2 separate regions of the Homo sapiens genome follow, and region 1 is linked to region 2. The links are chromatin loops, found by intact Hi-C in ENCODE. Cell type or tissue: GM12878. All regions are shown on one strand. Each heading gives the region's core, and the rest is flanking DNA. Links, peaks and the distances in the headings are about the cores only.

Evidence for each region. Hi-C counts contacts between places; a loop is a spot of excess contacts. Peaks named below come from ENCODE experiments on the same cell type or tissue, not always from the same donor. Only the 100,000 strongest peaks of a DNase experiment are listed, where the experiment ranks them.
Region 1: a loop joins it to region 2, with 2.8 times the contacts of the local background. A loop is called at or near these places in 4 of 110 quality-filtered maps.

Annotation. Positions count from the first base shown.
Region 1 is chr20:33,206,194-33,217,612 of GRCh38, forward strand. BPIFA3 (BPI fold containing family A member 3) reads left to right here and starts at 11,159. Exons shown (of 7, transcript NM_178466.5): 1 at 11,159-11,419. The coding sequence starts at 11,344. It also overlaps the pseudogene BPIFA4P. In GM12878, for the core only: a CTCF peak has its summit at 5,819 (motif pointing left); no DNase peak of the experiment used is centred there; H3K27me3 peaks cover 342 bases.
Region 2 is chr20:33,294,012-33,305,430 of GRCh38, forward strand. It overlaps BPIFB1 (BPI fold containing family B member 1), which reads left to right. Exons shown (of 16, transcript NM_033197.3): 7 at 3,514-3,577; 8 at 5,888-5,973; 9 at 7,222-7,401; 10 at 8,348-8,401; 11 at 8,905-9,063; 12 at 9,947-10,014; 13 at 10,835-10,880. It overlaps LOC124904888 (a long non-coding RNA gene), which reads right to left and starts at 4,513. Exons shown (of 2, transcript XR_007067566.1): 1 at 4,422-4,513; 2 at 4,106-4,211. It overlaps LOC105372594 (a long non-coding RNA gene), which reads left to right and starts at 4,202. Exons shown (of 2, transcript XR_936685.3): 1 at 4,202-4,833; 2 at 5,060-5,842. In GM12878, for the core only: a CTCF peak has its summit at 5,296 (motif pointing left); a DNase peak (open chromatin) is centred at 5,279; H3K27me3 peaks cover 116 bases.

The sequences.
Region 1 (11,419 bases), core at 1,225-9,224, 88 kb before region 2:
ATATGAATGGAAACTTCTCCAGGGGAGAAAATCTGCCCAATTCTGCCTTTGTCCTCCCCTAAATTTGTATGAGTTAAATGATGGGCAGAAAATTGGTCTGTTTTCAGCCCAGACAAACACTGCCTCCTTTCAGTAGTCGCTACCTCAAGCATCCAAAGTTTTCATATCTGCCAGAACTCAAAGCAAAAAATGCAAGATTGAATCTCAGCAGCTCAGGCCCCCAGCAGGACTTCAAACTTCCACCACCAAAAAAAAAAAAAAAAAAAATGCTGAATTGAAAGGTATATGCCTTCATTCACTGAATATTCACTCGTCCTGCCAAGTGCCAGATGCCAGAGTTTCTAAAATTCCTCGAGTGGCTCTCCCAGCAAGCAATTTTCTGACTTCTGCCTATTCCATTGACTGGGAAGTCACTACTTTTTTTTTTTTTTTTTTTTGAGATGGAATCTCACTCTATTGCCCAGACTGGAGTGCAGTGGTGCGATCTCGGCTCCCTGCAACCTCTGCCTCCAGAGTTCAAGCGATTCTCCTGCCTCAGCCTCCCAAGTAGCTGGGATTACAGGCAGGCATCACCATCCCTGGCTAATTTTTGTATTTTTAGTAGAGATGGGGTTTCATTGTGTTAGCCAGGCTGGTCTTGAACTCCTAACTTCAAGTGATCCACCCGCCTCAGCCTCCTAAAGTGCTGGGATTACAGGTGTGAACCACCACCAGTGAGCCCGGCCAGTACTCACTACTTATGAGGTAGGAAGCTTGAGGCAACTAATCTGGATGAGCCTAAAAACTCCCAAAGCTTGTGTTCCCGGGCCCACTCAAATGAATGGGACAGCTCAACCAACACCTTCGCTCTACTATGGGCCATCACTTCAGAGAGATGGCCAGGTGAATGGAGACTCCGGCTGCAGCAATGGCACCTTTCTCCACTGTCTCATTCCAATGTAGGAGCTCTTAAGTGATTAGCTTGGGAAGAAGTGGTTGTTCCCAATCTGTAGATAAGGAAACCAAGATCCAAGAACTTTAAGCAATTTATCCAGGATTACTTAGTAAAAAATAATAACAATAAAAGCTAAATGCATATTAAGTGCTTTACTATGTGCCAGGCTCTTTGCAGACTTTATATATGTTAATTTGATCTGTCCATACAACTCCGTGAACTAGGTATTATCACTATCTTCATTTTAAAGATGAGGAAACAGAAACAAAGGAAGATCAAAATGTTTGCCCATATTTCCATGGAAGAAAATGTCAGAGCCAGAGTGAACCCGCATCCTCCAGCTACAGAGCCCACACTGGTAGTCACTGTACTGCATGGATAAAGAACTGTCAGTTAAATCATACAAGACAGCCAGTGACAAATAAGAGCTTCCAGCCTCAGCCTTCTGTCTCCACACCTTGGGCTCATTTCTCATCCCCATTCTGCTCCCAGTGCTGCTCCAAGGGGGAAACTTCCCTGGCCTCTCTGATCCTCCACCACCCCCACAGTCTGAGTATCTCTTTTGCATTCTAGATCTGGTCCTGCTGCAGGAAAAGTACCAAGTCACCATCTAAATGTCCCCAAAGTGAAGAAGCTATGTGTGTATCAATCCGGTGAGAAACCAGAGCATGTTTCCATTGCTTAGTGATGACCTTTGGCCTTTAGGGTCATTATAAGTGTGTTATTCATTCATTTGTTAAATTTTAGTTAAGCCCCTACTATATGCTAGACTCTATTCCACATGTTAGGAATACAGCAGTGAACAAGATGGACAAGGAATCTGATTTCCTGGAGCTTGTATTCTAGTTGGGAATACTAACAGTGAATAAGGAAATAAATATATAGTCAACTAAATTCCAGAGGATGGTGGGTATTCAGAAGAAAACAAAGTAGGAGGATGTGGGCAAAAGTAACTGGGGTGGGGGCAGAGAGAGAGACATCAAATTAATACAGTCAGACAGAGGCTCTTTGGGGAACAAAGGGACAATTCAGCTGAGCCCTGAATGATAAGGCAGAAGGAGTTGTGCCAAGACCCAGGAGAAAAGTATCACAAGCAAGAGGATGAACATGTGCAAAGTCCCTGAGGCAGAAATGAATGAACTTGCCTTTTTGAAGTAAAGAAAGGAGGCCGTCGTGGGCTGGAGTGTGTAGGGAGCTCAGTTGTAGGAGACATCTTTACAAGAGTGATATTTGGCAGAGAAAAGGAAGGGAGTTTCTATAAAAGGAGATATCATTATTCATTCATTTATCATGTATGTATTTGCAACTCTTCAGTGCTGAATACACTCTGCTCAGGTGTCACCATCTCAAGTCTCTCAAAAATGGCACATCCACCACTCTCTTCCCTGCTTTACTTTTCTTCATACCACTCATTATTATTTGACTTCCTACTATATTATATGTATCTTTTCTCTCCACCTCTTAAAAGAATGTAGACCTCATGAAGTCAGGGACTTTATCTATTCCCTGTTTTATCCCAAGTTCCAGGATTACAAAAATGAATCACACTTGGCCCCTGACCTCAAGAGCTCCCAGCCTAGCGAGAGATAAAACAAATAAATCGGCAATTTCATGTGCATTGAGGTGCTCAGTTAAGGTTCTATGGAAGTAGAGAGGCAAGACCCAGTAGCCAGGGGACTTCCAGGAGACTTTGCAGAAAAGGCAAGATTTAAACTGGGTATTGAAAAATGATAAAGACTCACTTTGTGGGAAAAGACATTATAAGCAGAGGATACAGCATGTGCAAGTACACAGAAGCAGGAAAGGGTCTGATGCTTTGGGCAATGGGGAGAAGCTCTGGGCAATGGGGAGAAGCTCTGGGTGACTGCCCATAGGAGTCATGGGGGACAGAGGTATCCTCCCCTGAGGAGTAAGGATAAGCATGTAATAAGCTATGCTGTACACATGCTTTGTGAGAACAAGGTCACATGTGATGAATTGGGCTGTAAGAAGGTACAGTCCATGACAGGGGACATAAAAAATTAAGTGCCCAACACCATAATGGAATCCACATCCTTGAGTTAATTAGCTTAGTTACGTAATACTCTAAACCAATGTTATCCAATAGAAATATAACAGGAGACACACAAGTAATTTTGAATTTTCTGGCAAGGCCATCTTTAAAAGGAAAAAGAAACAGATTATATTAACCTTACTAGTTTATATTTACCCACCATATCCAAAATATTATCATTTTAACATGGAATCAATATAAAAGTAATAAAATATTTTACATTCTATTTTTGCAGTAAGTCTTTGGTCTGATGTGTATTTTATACTTACAGCACATTTCAATGTGGACTAGCTGCATTTCAAATGCTGATATCCATGTGTGACTAGTGGCTACCATATTGGACAACGCAGCTCTCTCTAAGTAAATTGGCTGGCAGTTGCAAAACGTTGAAAGGTCTAGGGCATCTCATGTATTCCTGCCAATATATCTAGGCTGCCACTTAGCACAGAAGTCCCAAATCTGTGACACCCCCCCCCCCATATTATATTCAGCTCACAGACATGTTTGGTTTAGCCTATAAAGTGTTTTATACATGTGACTGAGTTGCCAATATTAAAAGTAAGAAATATGTCTTTTGATTAGCTAGGGCACCTGGTGATATTTTGTATTATTGTGTTGTGAAGTAGGCCAAGGCGACGAGGAAGAGCCACCTTAATTGATGAGAGGAAGTCCAGGGAAACAATGAGAAAACGTTATCCAGAGAGAGGCAGTGGATGGGTGTCCCGACAGGAATAGATTTCAGCACCACGGACAGCAGTCACGCCAGTGCGGAGGGGGAGGGCAGAAGCGGGAAAGGCTGTCCGTTCTGACCGGAAGAAAGGGTGTGAAATTTACTAATACCTGGATTATCTCACACAGAATCAGCTTCTGCATCCTAGTCTCCTCCCTGGAATGTCCTCCACACTCCAGGACACCACCTGCGTAGATCGTGTTGATTATTCAGCTGATGCCTGGAATTGCATGACCCACCCTGGACCAAAAGAGCCCCTGCTTCTCCGGGTATGGAGGTTATTTCCCTGTAAATCCTCACCAGAACCCATGTGCTGATTCCCTGTAATCTTCCCACAATAAATTTTTAGCAGCTCTGAACTGCAAACTGTCCAGCTTCCACAGCGCCATGTGGATGGGGGCAACGTGGCCAGAGATGATGGTGGGTCTGGTCATGATAACAAAAGTATGAAAAGCAGGGGAGGATACTTGGGTTGATTTATCCATTATCTCATAAACATCTGAACACTCTGGTATGATGTTTCCCAAAGGCTAATTAAAATTTTAAAAAGGTTTCCTGTCTTGTCTGGGATGTTTTCTGAACTGATTTTTTGACCTTGAGTGGCTCCATCCTCTTGGCCACAGTCTCATCACTGTGCAGTGGGAATGTTGGTCTCATCTTCCCAGCGCCCTCAGGCAGGAACAGCCTACAAAGTTGTGACTTATGGGAGAAACCTTATCCTGGCCCTGGTAACTCCATTTTTCTTCCCTGTATCACCAAACTTCCCAAAACATATGCTGCTATTCACTGCCTCTCCTTCCTCACCTTCAACCTCTGGTCATTTTTTAAGATGGAGTTTTGCTCTGTCATCCAGGCTGGAGTGCAGTGGTGTGATCTCGGCTCACTGCAACCTCCGCCTTCCGGGTTCAAGAAATTCTCCTGCCTCAGCCTCCTGAGTAGCTCAGACTACAGGCGTGTGCCACCATGCCCAGCAAATCTTTGTATTTTTAGTAGAGATGGGATTTCACCATGTTGGCCAGGCTGGTCTTAAATTCCTGGACTCAAGTGATCCACCTGCCTCAGCCTCCCAAAATGCTGGGATTACAGATGTGAGCCACTGCAACCGGCCATCATTTTTTTTTTCTTTTCTTTTTCTTTCTTTTTTTTTTTTTTTTTTTTTACAATATGGCTTCCTTCTCCAAAGTATTATTCTAATTTAATTCTCATGATAAACCTAGGAAGTAACTGTTGTTTTCCCTTGAATAAGTGAGAAAACTGAGGCTCAAAGAGGTGCAGTGATGTGTGCAAGCTGCACCTCTAAGAATGAGAGAGTCAGGACTCAAACTTACGTCTGCCTTAGAATGAAAGTCTGGGTCCTCACTGGGCCTGTGGGCACACTGTTTGTGTCCATATGCATGTTCCTGACCCCGTCCCCACCACTCTCCCCTTGTCTCACTTGCTCTGGTCACACTGGCTTTCTTGTGCTGCCTCCTCAGCTTGTTCCAACCTCAGGGCTGAACACTGGGCTGGATTTTTATCTGTCCTGTTCACTGCTTGGCACATGGAGGGGCTTAGTGAAACCTGCCAACTCCCTGATAAAGGCTCCCTCCTGGGAGCTGCCACACACTGCACAATAGCATGGAGAATGTCACCCTCAGAGTCACACAATCCCTCTCCCAAAGACAGCTCCCCAATTCCCAGAGGATCCGGGTGAAGAAATTTAGTGCTGCAGCTATCTCCAGCAACCACGAGAATTTAGGATCAGGTAAAGCAAAATGAGCAAATATGGGGTGACATGTGTTGGAGAAAATTACTAAAAGGGGGATTGGGATCCAAAAGCAGAAAATGGAAGAAGAGAGAAAGCAAGTTTGGTCCCTTTGAGAAACGCAGCAGGAAGCAGAAGAGAAGCCAAGTTGGCTGAAGAATAAAATTAATGATCAAACAGGTTGAATGTGCATTTTTAAAAGAAGGACCCATGCCGGTTTCCTCTTCCTACTGGCTGACATTTAAGGGCAGGTGAGGCTGTGCCTGGCTGGTTATCCTTAATGACCTGCCTTGCTCCTTTCCTCCTGAGAACACTCCTGCTATGTAAGCCCCGGGACTTGACAGGTTGGTTCCTGCCCCCTTGTGGTCCAGAGTGTTCATGGTTATGGTGAGACCTGCAGTCTTCAGTCTATCTGGTGGTTCAACTCACTGAAAATGTTGGTATTTGCCATGTGTGTTCCACGGAATCTTATTGGCCTCTGTAGTATATAAGAGGAAATGCAGCCGGACAGAACAAGCTTGCAGACCCCTGCGAGGGAAGGTTAAGGGCTGTAAGTGAATTTATCCAGAAACAAGGTAGAGCCTATCAGAGCCAGGCAGCCCAAGTTCAAATCCTAGCTCCACATTATCAGCTGTGTGTCCTTAGACAAGTGTCTCCAGAGTCAGGGCTCAACATCCATCTGCCCTTATTATTCTTCCTGCCTCTCCTTGCAATGCTTGTGCCTGGGGGAATGGGGGCTGAGGATCATGTTGGGCAGCAGAATGGGGTGTGGGATGAAGCAGTTGGTGGGGAATGAGCAACAGCTCCTCTGAGCTCCCTTCTGCAGGCCAGGCTACCTGGTTCCCATCTGAGCCCCACCCCTCCCCAGCTGGGTGGATTTGGGGATTTTACTTAACATTTCTGTGCCTCTGCAAAAGGAGGCCAATAATAACAGTGCCTACTGCAAAGGGTTGTGTTGAGAATTCAATAAGTCATTACAGGTAAAGCACTTAGCTTGCCCCTGGAGCTCAGTCAGCACTCAATAACTGTTAGCTGGTATCACTGTTATTATTTCAGCTAAGTGATCTTCACACACCGTGTGCATCAGAATTGTCCAGAAGCTTATTCCCAGGATCCCCCTCAGAGAGCCTGACTCAATTCATCAGAGGTGACCTAAGAATCTGCATTTTTACAAGTCCCATCTCTCCCTCCAAAATTCGGTGATGCTCCCCTGGAAATTCCAGCATTTCCATTTTCCCTTTGCCCTCTCCAGGCTACCCTCAGAACCCAGAAAAGGTCAACTCTTCCTTTGTGAAACCCAATATGCCATTCAGAAACGGTCCCCACTCTCTCTTCCCCTGCCATTTTAAGGAAATTCGCCTTTGGATTAAGGTTCCAGCCCCTAGTTCTGTACAGTTGTTAGGCATATGTATGTTAAACACATATATATGTGTGTGTGTGTGTGTGTATATATATATACATATACATATATATGTGTGTGTATATATATATATCTTTTATATATATATAAAAGAATGGAATGAATGAATGACTAGATGAATAATGAATTCCATTCCTTAGAAGAGTAACTCTCAAAGTATGGACTGAACCCCCTGCATCATCTCTCTAGGGTGTTCATTCCAAAGGCAGCTCCCAGCACCTCCCCCCAGCCCCCACTAAATCAGATTCAGGAATCTGCATTTAATGCTTCTGCCTCCTCTGCTGTTCCCTGGAGTTTGGGGACCTCTGCCTTTTGCTAGGGACCTGGAATTTCCTTAGAGCCCCAAGGAGGGGAAGTGGCCACCCCAATTGGCCGTTAGAGATCACAGGTGTGCATAAGCCTGCTTGGCCCGGAGTTCTGCCAAGGGAGGTTCCTGCCTCCTTGTCCCACTGGACAGCTCTTCCTGCAGCCAGGGATGTGAGACAGGCCCTCTCCCTGGGCACATGGGTACAGACTTCTCACCCCATAGACAGCCACTACTGTCTTCCTTTCTTCCTCCAACCTGCCGAGCTCTTTCCCACCTGAGGGCCTTTGCCCTCATGGTTCCCTCTGCCTGGCTCCCCTTCCACATTTTTATACTCAAGCCTGGCTCCATCTCCTCCTCTCCTCCTGGGCTCTGCTCAAATGTCGCCTGAGACCTTCCCTAATCCTGGTCTAATGTGGCCTCCTTGCTATTTCCAATCTTACAGTAAGCTTTTTCCCCTTAATACAATTTATGGTTATTTGGTTTCTTGTTTATTTCACCTTGTTCTGATTCCCTCACCAGATGATAAGCTGCTGGGGAATAGGGTGACTGTTATTCCCTAGAGTCAAGCACAGTGCCTGGCACACAGTTGGCCCACAGTAAATAATGGTTGGGTGGATGGATAAATGAATTTTTTTCAAAGTCAAACTCCTTGAAAGCCAGTTTCCCAGGAGAGCAAGGGTTTTACCATTGAACCCATGGGCATGCCTTAAGAGGTCCATGGCAATCCTGGTACTGTGTGCAACATTGTTTGGCTTGGTGAGTTTTTTTTTTCCTAAAAGACAAACCAAAGCTTCCAGTGCATTTTCAAAATGTCCCCCAAGAAGGTAAAGAAGCTTGTTTTAAGGAAAGCTATTTGGAATAGTGAAGGAGGCTGCTAATGTGTGAGGCTCAGTGGTGTTCCACAGCGCCAGTGTCCAAGGAAAACAGTGTCTGAGGCAGTTCTGGGGAAGGCAAGACAGCCCACTGGGATGCCAGCTCAGCCTCTTCCTGGCTGGGAGCTTAGGCAGCCGCTGGGTTTCTCTGGGTCCCTGTCTCCTCACCTTTGTGGGATGAGGACGGAATGAGATAGACCACAGAGCAGGCTTCACACAGGGAACGGGTCCCAACGGAGAAACGCCAGCCCCGCCAGCCTCCAAGTATTTGCTCATTAAGGAGCTGTCCTCAATCCACCACCATCCTTCCTGAGAGCACCAGCGTGGCGTGCCCAGCCACCCTGGGTTTTTTCCTTGAATGTCAGCTAAAGAAACTCCACCTCCTCAGGGAGGTCTTTTTCCTGACATCCCTTTTCCCCCATTGGCCAGGTATCCCCTCCCTGTGCCCTCTCACAGTACCTCCCACCTCCTTCACCTCTGGGCCATATTTCATAATCATATGCTCAGTTGCAGGGATAATTGAAGACTGTGTGTCTCCCCACTGGTATGTGAGCTCCATGAGGACAAGGACCCTGCCTGACCACTCTCTGTGGGATCCCCAGAGCCCACGGCTCCTGACACTCAGTGTTCATTGATTTTAGTGGTTTTATTCATTGAATGAATGACAGCAAAGCCCACCATCTGAACAGCCACGCGCAAGCTCACTCCAGGACCATCACACCCTCACTGCCATCTCAGCCTCTCTATCATTCCTGCCTGCCTTCTGGAGTTGCATTTCATTCGTGAAAGTACTTGATAGAGGTGGCTCCTGCATTCATTGCACACGTGTCCCAGGAACCATCTTGGGATTCTCATGCTCCATGTCACTGACTCCATCAGCTTCCCTGGTTTACAGGTGAGGAAGGCTCAGAGGCGTAAGGACAAGGAGGAGGATCATCATAATAACATGGTTTTGGAGGACTGGCCCAAGCATGATTCGCTTTAATCCTCACTATAGCTCTGAGGTCTGCACTGTGATCCTTTTACAGACCTGGGAGCTGAGTCTGCCAAGAGACAGAGTCAGCAGTTGAACCCCGGTCTGCGTGACCCTAAAGCACATACTCTGGACTGCATGTGATCCTGCACCGAGTTGGCTTCAAATCCAGTCCCCAGCCCCTGAGCAGGGCCCTCTCATCCCTCCAAATCTGCTCTCTCTTGTCATGCATCAAGCTCTGAAAATCTATACCCTCCATGCTGTCCTTTCATTAGGCTCTGTGGCCCTGAGAACCACAGCCTGTGATGAGGTAGGACCAACAGCTCCTGCCCCATGTTAAGATGTCCAAAGAGCCAAGGACAACAGATTTGTTCCTCCCGACAATGCCCACTCTTCTCTGTTTTCTTGACAATAAATAACAAAATTCCAACCACTTACATAAGACCAGGAAGGCTAGAAAAATACATTTTGAAGTAAGTGATATTCTACAAACATCCCCAAGGGGAGCATGAACTCTGAGAAAGGACCTCAAACAGGGAAAGCCAACACCCTGAACCAAGGCTTTCTCAGTACAATCTCTTACAAAACCAGAGTGAATTGCCCAAGAATAGCCCCAAGGCTTCTGTGAAATTTGCAAAGGACGTTCCCATCCCTCATCCACATGGGACCCTCTATGTCGCCCGTAGTATGGGGAAACAGCACAGGGACAGTGACAAACGCCTTTGTCTCAGAGCTCACAGCAATGGCAAGGTGGGGCCCAGACATCCGAGACCTGTGCTGCTGCAGTGGAGTGGGGAAGAGAGAGCTGCAGGCAGTGCGGTCCAAGAGGATGCAGGGACCCTCCTGGGCCTGGGAGGTGTTGCATGGAATGTGGCTTTTGCTCTGTGTGCAGTAGGAAATGCTGGAGGGTTTTGAGCAGAGGAGTGGCATGGTGGTCTACCTTACATCTTTTTTTTTTTTTTTTTTTGAGTTGGAGTCTTGCTCTGTTGCCAGGCTAGAGTGCAGTGTAGTGTGATCTCAGCTCACTGCAACCTCTGCCTCCTGGGTTCAAGTGATTCTGCTGCCTCAGCCTCACAAGTAGCTGGGACTACAGGCATGTGCCACCACACCCAGCTAATTTTTTGTATTTTTAGTAGAGACGGGGTTTCACCATGTTGGCCAGGCTGGTCTTGAACTCCTGACCTCATGATACGCCTGCTTCGGCCTCCCAAAGTGCTGGGATTACAGGCATGAGCCACCGCACCCGGCCTACCTTACATCTTAAAATGACTGTTCAGGCTGCTGTGTGGAAGAGATTGTGGGTGGGCACAGTTAAAAGCTGGGAAACCAGCCGGGACCCACTGGCAATAATTCAGATCAAGCTGATGGTGGCTGAGGAGTAGTTGTTATATGTGGTCATGTTCTGGAAGTGTCAGCAGGATCTCCTGACAGATGGGTTGTGGGAGATGGGAAAAGGGGAGGAAAGGGCAGCTCCACCGGCTGGGAGTAGAACAACTAGATGGACTTGGCACCATTTCCTAAGAGTGAGGACAGGGGACTTAAACTGAATTCTCTCTGAATCCCAACCCCAGGGCTCCAAGGTCAACCTGATGCTTTGGCTTCAAGAGTCTGTAATTCTTATCCAGAAAGATAAGATCCATCCATCCAGTTATTCATTCATTTGTAGCATTAACAAACATTCACCAGTACTTACCATGTGGCAAACATGGGAGGCACTGTAGACATGAGGATTAATTAGACTCATACCCTGCCCTCAAGAAACTCATAATTCAGAGGAGATTCAGAGATCAACCATCTCCACTCATCAATTCAGTCGTTTGGTCACTCAACAAACATTCATTAACACTCAATTTCTGACAAGCAAGTATCGTGGTAGGGATTGAAGTGGTTGGTCATGCCCTTAAGAAAGTCCTAACCCAATTGGAGAGCCTGGGGTTAGCCATCCTCACTCAAATGTATTCATTCATTGGTTCACTAAAGAGTCACTAACATCCAGCCTGTGCCAGGGTCTGGGAGAGGACTCCTGTTGGATGACCCAACAATAGACTCTGGTGAGTGTCTCCAAGCAACAAGGCCTCCCTCTGGAGCCCTGGCCTCCTCCCAGGGTTCCACATGTTGCTCTCCCAATGTGAGCAAGCCCTGGTGGCAGCGCCAGGGTCCAGTGCAGCCCCTCCCCACAGCATGCTGGGGGCTAATTCTGATGTCATCTTTCTGCAGAAAACCATTAGACCATCCCTCCAGACTGCCACCCTCAAAGCCGTCTGCCCAGGCCCCATCTGACACTCTTGACATCTGCAGGTCCCAGACCCTATGATGTGTCCACTCTGGAGGCTCCTCATCTTCCTCGGGTTGCTGGCCTTGCCCTTGGCACCACACAAGCAGCCTT
Region 2 (11,419 bases), core at 1,473-9,472:
GTACAATATACTATTACGTTTGTTTCTCTAATAAGCTGGAGTTATGATTTTCAACTTCTGCTTCTGCACTAGTAAAGCTTAAGAGTAGCATGTATAGTCAAAGGAAGATCCATTATTTTAATAGTCGAAATATCTACATATTAAAGAGGCCAGGGAAAAATAAGTGAATAATCAAAAACTAAATAAAGCTCAAATAAGATCTTAAAAGGTTAATTTCAGAAGCAATACTGATTCAGCCCAATTCAAGCTACCTTTCTCCAGTACTTTTTTGGAAGAGAATGGGGAGAGACAGAGAGAGATGAGAAGGGAGGGAACCAATATAATGAATTAATGAATTGTGTGATATAATGAATATAATGAACAATGAATATAATGAATTGTGTGATCTCAAAGTTCAAGACAATGGCTTCTTATAGGTAGAATGTTGAGACTCCGACCTTTTAGCAAAGGTACGTATCCAGGGAGTTTTTTAAAGGGAATCCAAAAGTGAAAAACTTCATAACATTGGAATTTTCTTATGTAAGAAAGAAAATTTTGTTTCTTTGAATAATTTTATTTATCTGTTTCAAGGTGGGAATTTCATAAAGTAGGACCCAGCTGTAGATTTTCTTCCCAGCCTCCAGCAAAATCATATTTTATCTGGCATCACACTTTAATAGTTAAAAATATATTTTCCAGTAGAAAAGATGACAAAAACTTGGAATTATACAATGCTCCTTGCATAGTATCTGTCTTTAATGGTGAAAAGCTAAGTAGAAAGAACAATGTGTGAAAGCCGGCATCCCATTATCATCAGCAAATCCACTACATTCACTGGATTTGATATGATGGTCATAGAAATATTTTATTTGGCATGAAGGGAAAAGGCATAGCACGTTTAAGAGGTGAGCGTCTGGTAGGAGCTCATTTAGAAAATGTTGAGGCCAGGCGCAGTGGCCCACATCTGTAATCCCAGCACTTCGGGAGGCCAAGGCAGGAGGATCCCCTGAGATCAGGAGCTTGAGACCAGGCTGGCCAACATGACGAAACCCCGTCTCTACTAAAAATACAAAAATTAGCTGGGCGCAGTGGCGCACACCTGTAATCCTAACTACTTGGGAGGCTGAGGCAGAAGAATCACTTGAACCCAAGAGGCGGAGGTTGCAGTGAGCTGAGATAACGCCACTGCACTCCAGCCTGGGCGACAGAGAGAAACTCTATCTCAAAAAAAAAAAAATTAAAAATAAATAAATAAATAAAATGGGGATGATGGAATGACTTGCTTTATATAATTGTGAGTATTCCATAAGATGCATGGAAAAAAATCTAGCTAGGCTGGTCGTGGCGGCTCACTCCTATAATCCCAGCACTTTGGGAGGCCAAGGCAGGAGGATCCCCTGAGATCAGGAGCTTGAGACCAGCCTGGCCAACATGGTGAAATCCCATCTCTACTAAAAATACAAAAATTAGCCAGACATGGTGGTGGGCGCCTGTAATCCCAGTTACTCGGGAGGATGAGGCAGGAGAATCAGAGAGGATGAGGCAGGAGAATTGCTTGAACCTGGGAGGTGGAGGTTGCAGTGAGCCGAGATTGCACCACTGCACTCCAGCCTGGGTGACAGAGTGAGACTCGAAAGAAGAAAGAAAGAGAGAAGAAGAAAGAAAGAAAGAGAGAAAGAAAGAAAGAAAGAGAGAAAAAAAGGGAGAAAAGGAAGCAAGGAAGGAAAAAGAGAGAGAGGGAAGGAAGGAAGGAGAGAGAGAGAGAAAGAGAGAGAGAAGAAAGGAAGGAAAGAAGGAAGGAAGGAAGGGGAAGGGAAGGAAGGAAAGAAGGAAGGAAGGAAGGGGAAGGGGAAGGGAAGGAAGGAAAGAAGGAAGGAAGGGGATTGGGAAGGGAAGGAAGGAAAGAAGGAAGGAAGGAAGGGGAAGGGAAAGGGAAGGAAGGAAGGACGGAAAAAGAGAGAGAGGGAGGGAGGGAAGAAAGGAAGGAAGGGAGGGAGGGAGGGAGGGAGGGAAAATGTTGAAATCTTTTTCAGTGTAAATCCATGGGTCTCAACCCTCGTTGCACATCAGAGCCATCAGAACCTGAGAAACCTTTAAAAAATACTAATGGCTAGGCCCTACCCCAGATTCAGAAGTAACTGGTCTGGGTGGGTCCTAGTATCCCAGAGGACTCTACTGTGTAGCCAGGATTGAGACCTGCTGATAGAAATGAAGGATGGGGAATTGTGGGATAAAATGCAGAGGTTCCCCGGGACACTTTCCGGTGAGAAACAGGCTCCCCTGGCAGTGCCTGCTGGGAGTCTCTGAGCTGAAAGTCTTCCATCCTCTCTGGGCTCTAGATTGGCAATGCAGCCAGGAGCAGGGAACGGTTATTCATAGGAGTTAACATTTCTCAAAGGCATTGTCATTCCTCAAGAGTATTAAGGGGTGGTCAACAAGACAAAAATGTCCTCAATAATCTTGGAGCACTGCCCTGAAAAGTGAGTCAAATGTTTGACCTTCTCCCTAAGCAGAACAGCTCAGGTCAGGGTTAGGTTAGGTCAGAGTTTCTCAGCCTTGGTGGTACTGACATTTTGGGCTGGATAATTCTTTGTCTGGATGCTGTCCTATGCACAGTAGGATGTTTAGCTGCATCCCTGGCCTCTACCCACTAGTTGTCATCCCCTCCAAGTTGTGACAACTAAAAATGTCTCTAGAAATTTCCAAATGTCTCCTTGGGGACAAAATCTCCCCCTGTTGAGGACTGCTGGCAATTTTAGGAAGAGAAGTGCCCAGTGAGCAAAGGGATGTGTTGGGCTAGAAAGCCACAAAGGGCACAAAGAGATTGCCCAGGAGTCTGGTTGGGTCTGCCTTGCTGGCCTCTGTTCCAGAGTCTGACATGTGAAAAGAACTCAGTAGCAACTTGCTGTATGAATAAACAAATTCTCCATTTAACTCTTGTTTTTTCTTTTAAAGTAGAGTCTTGCTCTGTCACCCAGGCTGGAGTGCAGTAGCACGATTCCAGCTCACTGCAACCTCCACCTCCCAGGTTCAAGCAATCCTTGTGCTTCAGCCAACCAAGTAGCTTGGATTACAGGAGTGCACCACCATGCCTGGCTTTTTGTATCTTTAGTAGAGATGAGGTTTCACCATGCTGGCCAGGCTGGTCTCAAACTCCTGGCCTCAAGCGATCCACCCACCTTGGCTTCCCAAAGTGCTGGGATTACAGGCATGAGCCATTGCGCCCAGCCTCCATTTCACTCTCATGGAAAACATAGACACCTGTGAGCAAGACAAGGAGTCAGAGAGGGAGGGCTGCTGGCAGGCCAAGCACACCCTGGGCACAGGGAAAGGGACAAACCACTGCAAAAGGTCCCAGGTGGCCCTGCAGGCTGGGTTCAACACACGAATGAATCCTCAACCCATGGATGGAACCTGGCTGGCCATGGGCACAGCAGTAGGACACAGGCCAGGTGGGCTGGGCACAGCCCGGGGCTGCTGTGGGGCTGCATTCTGGCCCCTCCCTGATGGAGCCCCTTGCTTATGCTGTTGCAGCTGTGTCCCGTGATCGAGGCTTCCTTCAATGGCATGTATGCAGACCTCCTGCAGCTGGTGAAGGGTAGGTGCTCTGCTCTCTCTCCCACTTTTTCCTTTACTACGGAGCTGGCCTCCAGACCCTGACTCCACCAAGGGAAGGCCTCCCCAAGTCAGGCCTGAGCTGCAACTCAGGCCCAGAAGCAGGTGAGACAAGCATCAGTTGATCCCTGCCCCAGACGCGCAGACAGAAATTCGCCACGACTAGGACTTCATGAGCTCTTACTATTTGTGCAGTTGTCAGGTCAGTGGATGCCCCAAGTTCAAATCCCAGCTCTGCCCCTGACTTGCTCCATGACTTTGGGAAAGCTAATTTACCTCCTCATCCTCGGTTTCCTCATCCATAAAATGGGGCTTAACCATCCCTACAACATAGGATTGTTAGTGAGGAATAAAAGTCTACAGGAAAGTTCTGGGCACATAGCAGGTGTCCCTCTTGGCACAGAGAAGCACTTACAAATGCATGCTAAATGGATGGATGGATAGATGGATGGATGGATGGATGGACAGACAGAAGATGCTAAGATTACAAGCATGAGCCATCACACGCAGCCCCCGGACTAGTTTTTATGGATACTTTAGAAAACTGCAGCATCAAATAGTTCTATCCATCTCGTTGCAGTTTCAAATTTTCCCTCCATCCAAAGGGTTTGAGGTATCTGAGAAATTAAAGCATGGGTTAAAAACTGAGATATCTGGTTTAAAAAATAAAAATCAGAGATGATTCGAAGGGCAAAGACGGAAGGAAGTCATTTCTCCCTCCCCCAGCATAGCAGATACGGGAGGGCACAGGCTCCTGCCCCCACATCAGAACTCTGCCATGCTCAGGCCCCCAGAGTGGAAACTGGCGGAGAAGAAGAAAAGTCTACCAACTGCACTTTGGGATCAGAAGAGGCTCATTCCAAGGGCGACCAGAGAGGAGAAGGGAGAGCAGCATGCACTGAGCGCCACAGGGCATCTGCCATGGGCCACGCCCTCCCGCTGGGTGTTTTGTATAGGCACATCTCACTGACTCCTCAGACAACTCCATGAGGTGGCAGTCATGACCCCCCTTCACTGTGATGAAAGAGGCTCCGAGCAATGAAGTCACTGTCCAAGTTCACAGAGGCAGTTGGTGATAGAGGAAGACTTGAGTTCTGAGCGAGTGTCATTCGGATTGAGCCGTTACTAGGTGCCAGTTGTATACATGAAGCAGGAATTACTATTCTACCGCCGTTTCTTTCCTTTTTTCTTTTTTTTTTTTTTAATTCCCAAAGAGTTCTTCCAATCGTCAGATATTTGGTCAGTATTCAGAGTAGGATCCAGAGTTCACACATTACATTTTGTTGACAAGTCTGTAGATTTCTCTTTGTAAATCACATTTTTTTGTTGTTGTTATAGCCATTTTCGGGGACCTTATTGACTTTAATATACTTTTTTTTTTTTTTTGGAGACGGACCTTTTTTCTTTTTTTAAAGTAATTTTTACAGGAGTCATGCTCATCGTCTCTATGTCCTTCCGATTTTAGTACATGTGCTGCCCTGGCGGGCACTATACCCTCATTTTAAGACGAGGAAACAGATTCAGACGCGAGAAGAGACCAGCCAAGGTCACTGGGGCTCAAACCGAAGTCCAGCTGGCTCCTCCGCTGCCCCGAGGACGGGCCCGGAGGTCTCCCTGGAGCGGTAGGCGGCCGGTCCCTGGCCCTCCAGCACTCCCCATCCTCGGCCATACACCGGGGCAGGTGACACACCACCGCCACCTGGCGGCCAAGTGGGGAATTCTGACGCGAACACGAGATCTTTGGGGGGAGCAGAGGAGCCAGTTTGGATTTCAGAGTAGATGTTACCAGGCCTCTGGCTTCCAGCCTAAGCTTCCTTGAGATCCAGGTGCTCATAGGGTGTCCAGACCCAGAACCACCTGCATGGGGGACGCGGCTTTCAGTCTGGTAGGGGCGGTGGAGTGTTACATACAATAGTTCAGTTCCGTTCCAAACCGGGACTTTGGCATAAAACCGACTGGGTTCCCATGCTCTCATAGTATGGCTTTGAACAGGTCATTTCCCTTTCCTCAGACTTGGTTTCACCATCTGTAAAAGGGGGTAATAATAAGACCTACTTCCTAACGTTATCATGCAGATGAACCAGCTGACATGCAGAGGCCTGGCACTTAGTGGATGCTCGATAAATGTCACTGTCATCACTGTTTGCATCATTATTATCAACATCATTATTACCTGCTCCTCCCTACCTGCCCCCCCATGCAACAGTACAGCTCCACCTGGAAGCAGCCCCCCAACTTCCCCCTCCAATACTGCCCTCCACCCTCACAGAACTTTCTTCTTGTCCTTGAGCAGTGCCCATTTCCCTCAGCATTGACCGTCTGGAGTTTGACCTTCTGTATCCTGCCATCAAGGGTGACACCATTCAGCTCTACCTGGGGGTGAGTGTCCCAGGACCTTGAGGGTGAAGTGGGGACATTGCTGCCCTTCTCTGACCACCAGGAGTCAGATAGCATGGGCCTGTGTTAGGAGAGAAAATCCTGGTCACCATTAGGACACGGGCTGATCTAGAAAAATCACTGCAGGCTGAATATGTCCCATGCAAGTTTGTTTTGTTTTGTTTTTTTGAGACTGAGTCTCACTGTCACCCAGAGTGACATGGGGGGGCCCGAGTGGGGACACTGGGCCCTCAGCCTTTCTCTCAGGCAAGTCCCTGCCAATCCCCAAACCTATGACAACCTTGAAACAAAAGCCAAGGATCAAGAAACACAGACCTAAGTTTCTCTCCTAGCTCTATGATTCCCTGGCTATGTGACTTTGGGCAAGTTCCTTTACCTCCCTGAGCCTCAGTTTCCTTGTCTGCAAAATGTCAGTAATAATGGCCACTGAGGAGAGGATGAAATGAGACCACACCATGCCTGGCAGACCAGAAGTGCCCAGTAACTGTCAGCTCCCTGTCCAATGTGGAGCTGCACAGCCATGCTGTGGCTGGACGCCCCAAAGGGCCAGACCATCCTGGTAGCATGAATCCCAGACTAGGTTTCTTTTGTTTTGTTTTTTTGAGACTGAGTCTCACTCTGTCACCCAGGCTGGAGTGCAGTGGTGCCATCACAGCTCACTGCAGCCTTGACCTCCTGGGCTCAAGCGATCCTCTCACCTCAACCTCCTGAGTAGCTGGGACTGCAGGCACTCGCCACCACGCCTGGCTAATTTTCTGTATTTTTTGTAAAGATGGGGTTCCGCCATGTTGCCCAGGCTGGTCTCAAACTCCTGGGCTCAAATGATCCTCCCACTTCGGCCTCCCAAAGTGCTAAGATTACAAGCATGAGCCAACACGCCTGGCCCCTGGACTAGTTTCTATGGATCCTTTGGAAAACTGCAGCATCAAATCGTTTCTTCCATTTTGTTGTAGTTTTTAATTTTCCCTCCATCCAAAGGGTTTGAGGTGTCTGAGAAGTTGAAGCATGGGAAAAAAAACGAAGATATCTGGTACAAAAAATAAAAGTCAGAGATTATCCGAGGGGCAAAGATGGAGTAGATGTTGCCACACACCTGAGCTCCAGGCTAAGCTTCCTGGCAACAAATGCACAAAAAGGAAACAGGCTGAATGGTGTCATTTCCTTCTAGGTTGCTATTGGGTAAGCTGCAGAGTTAAAATTCTTAGCTGACTCCCTGCTCTGTCTCCTCAGGCCAAGTTGTTGGACTCACAGGGAAAGGTGACCAAGTGGTTCAATAACTCTGCAGCTTCCCTGACAATGCCCACCCTGGACAACATCCCGTTCAGCCTCATCGTGAGTCAGGACGTGGTGAAAGCTGCAGTGGCTGCTGTGCTCTCTCCAGAAGAATTCATGGTCCTGTTGGACTCTGTGGTAAACCTCAGCACAAGGCAGAGAATAGGGCCGCCCAGGCCACATCATAGGAATTTCCTGAACACAGGGTGCCCCTAAGCAGGAATCCTCCATCAGGCTCAGTTTAATGGAGATCTCACTCCCTCCTCTAATAGACCCTGCCTCTGACATAGCTCTAAACCTAAAATCCTCCCGGTAACATCCAGCCCCAGTCATGGTTCTACCCTCTGGAATCTGATGCAAATGTTTCCTCTACCAAATAACAGTCTCGTGAAATCAAAAGGCATCTTAGATATGCAGTAGTCCAGGGGTGATAAATACATCTCAGATAGTGAGTAGTCCAGGGATGGCGACTGTGCCACTGCTCACCACTATGACACTCATGGCAGACATCACTAATCGATCAAGGCTCTCCTTTCTACTGAGTCTGGATGCTGACACAACCTTGGAATCCTTATTAACAGGGCACAGCCGATAACCACCACCAGTCAACTATGTTGTGCCACCTCCTCCCGGGTGACTGACGGGGAAATTGAGGTCCAGAGGGGGAAAGGGTTGGTCCAACGTTATGGGAGGATGGCAGAACTTCAGGGCAGCTGACAGACAACCAATAACCAAGCTCTCAGGGGACTGGGATGGCGAGAAAATAGGGAGTGGTCACCAACTAGCCCATTCATGATTGCAGTAAAAATGAAATCACCTCTCTATGTCCTCTGAGATCAGGAAGCTGCCCCCAGACCCACAACCATCACCAGCCCACAGTAAAAGTCCAGGCCAGCAGGACCCCATGCCCCATAGAAGCTGACCTAGGGGCTGTTTTTCCACCAATGACAGACACATGGCTTGGGTCACTGGGCCCACCCAGCTTTTCTGGGGTCCTGGGAAACCTTCCTCCCAGCAGTGGGGTGCAGGAGATGTGCCTCCCTGTGCCCTCCAACTGACCTTCTCTGGCTCCTCTCACCCTCAGCTTCCTGAGAGTGCCCATCGGCTGAAGTCAAGCATCGGGCTGATCAATGAAAAGGTTGGTCTGTTTGCCATCTGCAGCTTGAGGGGTGTTTGCTGTGGTCTGGACACAGGCCTCTGGGGAGGAGAATCTAGTGGGACTAGTGTTTCATTCCAGCACTGGGACACTCAAACCGCATCCCTGTCCGCACAGAGATTTCAGTCTAGCAGGCCAGTTTGACCTGAAGCAAATCATCACATGGATAGTATTTCCATTACAGCTGCAGTAACACAGGACAGGTTCTAGGGGCCATGAGAACACTCTGGGCCCCTGATACAGTCTGGGACGTCAGGGAGGCCTCCCTGAAGGGAAGGGCATTCCAGACAGAGGGAACAGGAGACCAAAGGCTGCCAGGTAGGGAGAACAACACAACATTCAAGGATCTGCAAGAAGGACAGGGTGGCTGGAACACGTGAGGGAGCAGGGAGCCCAGGAAGGCAGGCAGGGGCCAGGCCACACACAGAGCCTGTGGGCCATGGTGGGCACTTGGGAGGCCACATGTGGGTCTGATCTCCTTCCAGGCTGCAGATAAGCTGGGATCTACCCAGATCGTGAAGATCCTAACTCAGGACACTCCCGAGTTTTTTATAGACCAAGGCCATGCCAAGGTGGCCCAACTGATCGTGCTGGAAGTGTTTCCCTCCAGTGAAGCCCTCCGCCCTTTGTTCACCCTGGGCATCGTGAGTTCAGTTGTCTGCGATATTGGCAGCAACCAGGGGGACCCTTCTGTCTACTTTTCCTGTTCGCCCTCTTGCTTTGTTAAACATTTCCACCACTCTCATCACTTAGCAGGGACAGGGGACAGGGAGCTCTGAACCAAGAGCCAGGAGCTTTGTGGGTCCAATTCTAACCCTGTGACTTTCTTAGTCAGGAATCTCTGGACAGAAACTCAACTCATATGCACAAAAGGAATTGTATTAGCTCCTATAACTAAAAAGTCTAGATGCTATTGACTTCGGGAATAGCTGGACCCAGGTGCTCAAACAATATCCTCTTCATTCTCCTCTCTCCCACCTAGCAGCCTTGTTTTCCTCTGTGCTGCCTTCATCCTCAGGCAAGCTATTCCCTCATGGTAGTGCCCCAGGCTGCATTAGGCTCATATCCTATCAGCTTGGCAATCACCGCAGGAAGAACCTATCTTTCCAATAGTTCCAGCAAACATCTCAGGGCTGACTCTCACTGAATGAGCCTGAGTCAGTTGCCCATTCTTGAGCCAATCAGTGTGTCCAGAAAAATGGAATATGAAAACTTCCTGAGCTGGGCCACCTACACACTAGGGTAAGGGAGTGAGGGCTCTATGAATAGTGGCTGCTTTCGTCGTCGTCATCGTCATCATTATCATTCCCCACAGCAAGCCTAGACTGTCATCTGTTAAATGGGGAGTGGAGGCAAGTACTATCTCATTTAACAGATGAGGCAGGTGAGGCCCAGAGAGGTCAAACCCTTTGCCAAGGTCCCAGAGCCAGGAACTGAGATTCAGACCCCAGAGCCTCCCTGCATAACCCCTAATTCCACACTCGGATCCTCTTGAGAACAATGGGGCCTGGGCTTCTCTTGTTGCAGGAAGCCAGCTCGGAAGCTCAGTTTTACACCAAAGGTGACCAACTTATACTCAACTTGAATAACATCAGGTAAACACACAAATCATCATGAAGATTCTGCTGATGGAAATGAGTCCCGCCTGGTAACCATGGGTTTCTTTAAACACCGACTTTGTGGCTGTCAGGTGAAGGCGGCTCCAGGGTAGGCAGGGAGGTCCTTCCGGATGCTCCTGCTGACAAGGACTGCATGTGAGGGAATGGGGAGGAAAATGAAGTAGGCCTTGCAGCAGCCACGGCACAGGCAAACCCTAGCCGCGGCCAGCCCACTCTGGACACCTCCCAGGCCGTGGCAGTGACAGTCACCCGGCACAGAAGTGCAGGGCTCCAGCTGCCTCCTGCACCCTGCCTGTTCTCCCTCCCCGCCACTTTCCTGTGGCCCCAGAGTGAGTGCAGGGGCTGCCAGCTGGAGCCTCTGGGGACAAGTCAGGCCCAGGGCTCTTTTGATCAGCCCACATAGGGCTGGGCTGTTTAATATAAATGAGTTGTGCACATATCAAATCAGACTATCTGGCTGCCCTGTGCCCACAATCCTACATAGCAACAAACTGTCGAGCCAGGAATTGGGGCGCCCTTTGAAGGAGCTTGGGCCTCCTTGTCCACCACAGCCCTGACTCCTGAGGTTGATTTTTCTGCTCACTGGACTGCTATTTGTTTTCTGTGCCCCCTCTATGCCCCCCACCCCACCCCTGCCATTAGAATGCAAGCTCCACGACGCAAGGGCTTCATGTGGTTCACTGGAGCCCGCACTGTGCCTGGCACATAATAGGTGCTCAATAAATCGCTGTTGAATGAGTGGATGGTGAATGAGTGGGACTTCAGGGGCCGCTCTCACAGGCATCTTCCATTGCAGCTCTGATCGGATCCAGCTGATGAACTCTGGGATTGGCTGGTTCCAAGTAAGTGTTAACAGGTGGTGCCTGAGGGCACAGGGGGTGGCCTGGAATGGTCCACTCTCAAAACAGATATTGCCCAGGATTTGCTTCAAACAAGGTCCCCACAGAAGCACCATGGGGGGCTGGCCGGTCTCCACCAAAGTCCAACTTCCCTCGAGTGTTTACAGAGAAGCCACCACGTGTCAGACACAGCTGAGAACACACACACGCACACACAAATACACTCACAGATACACACTTTCTTTCAGTGAAGTTTTGATCCTGAATTAGAACACAAGTGCCCTTGACTCACAATCTCATTCTGCACACGTAGACGCGCCTCAGTGCCCCTAGACAGCCCTTTCCTGCTGGGATTCAGACCGAACCCCAATACCTCAGTCTGGCGTGTTTTCTCTGGTTTTTATGATTTGTTTTTCACTATTTTTGACTTTTTTTTTTTTTTTTTTTGAGATGGAGTCTCGCTCTGTCGCCCAGGCTGGAGAGCAGTGGTGTGATCTTGGCTCACTGCAACCTCCATCTCCCGGGTTCAAGCAATTCTCCTG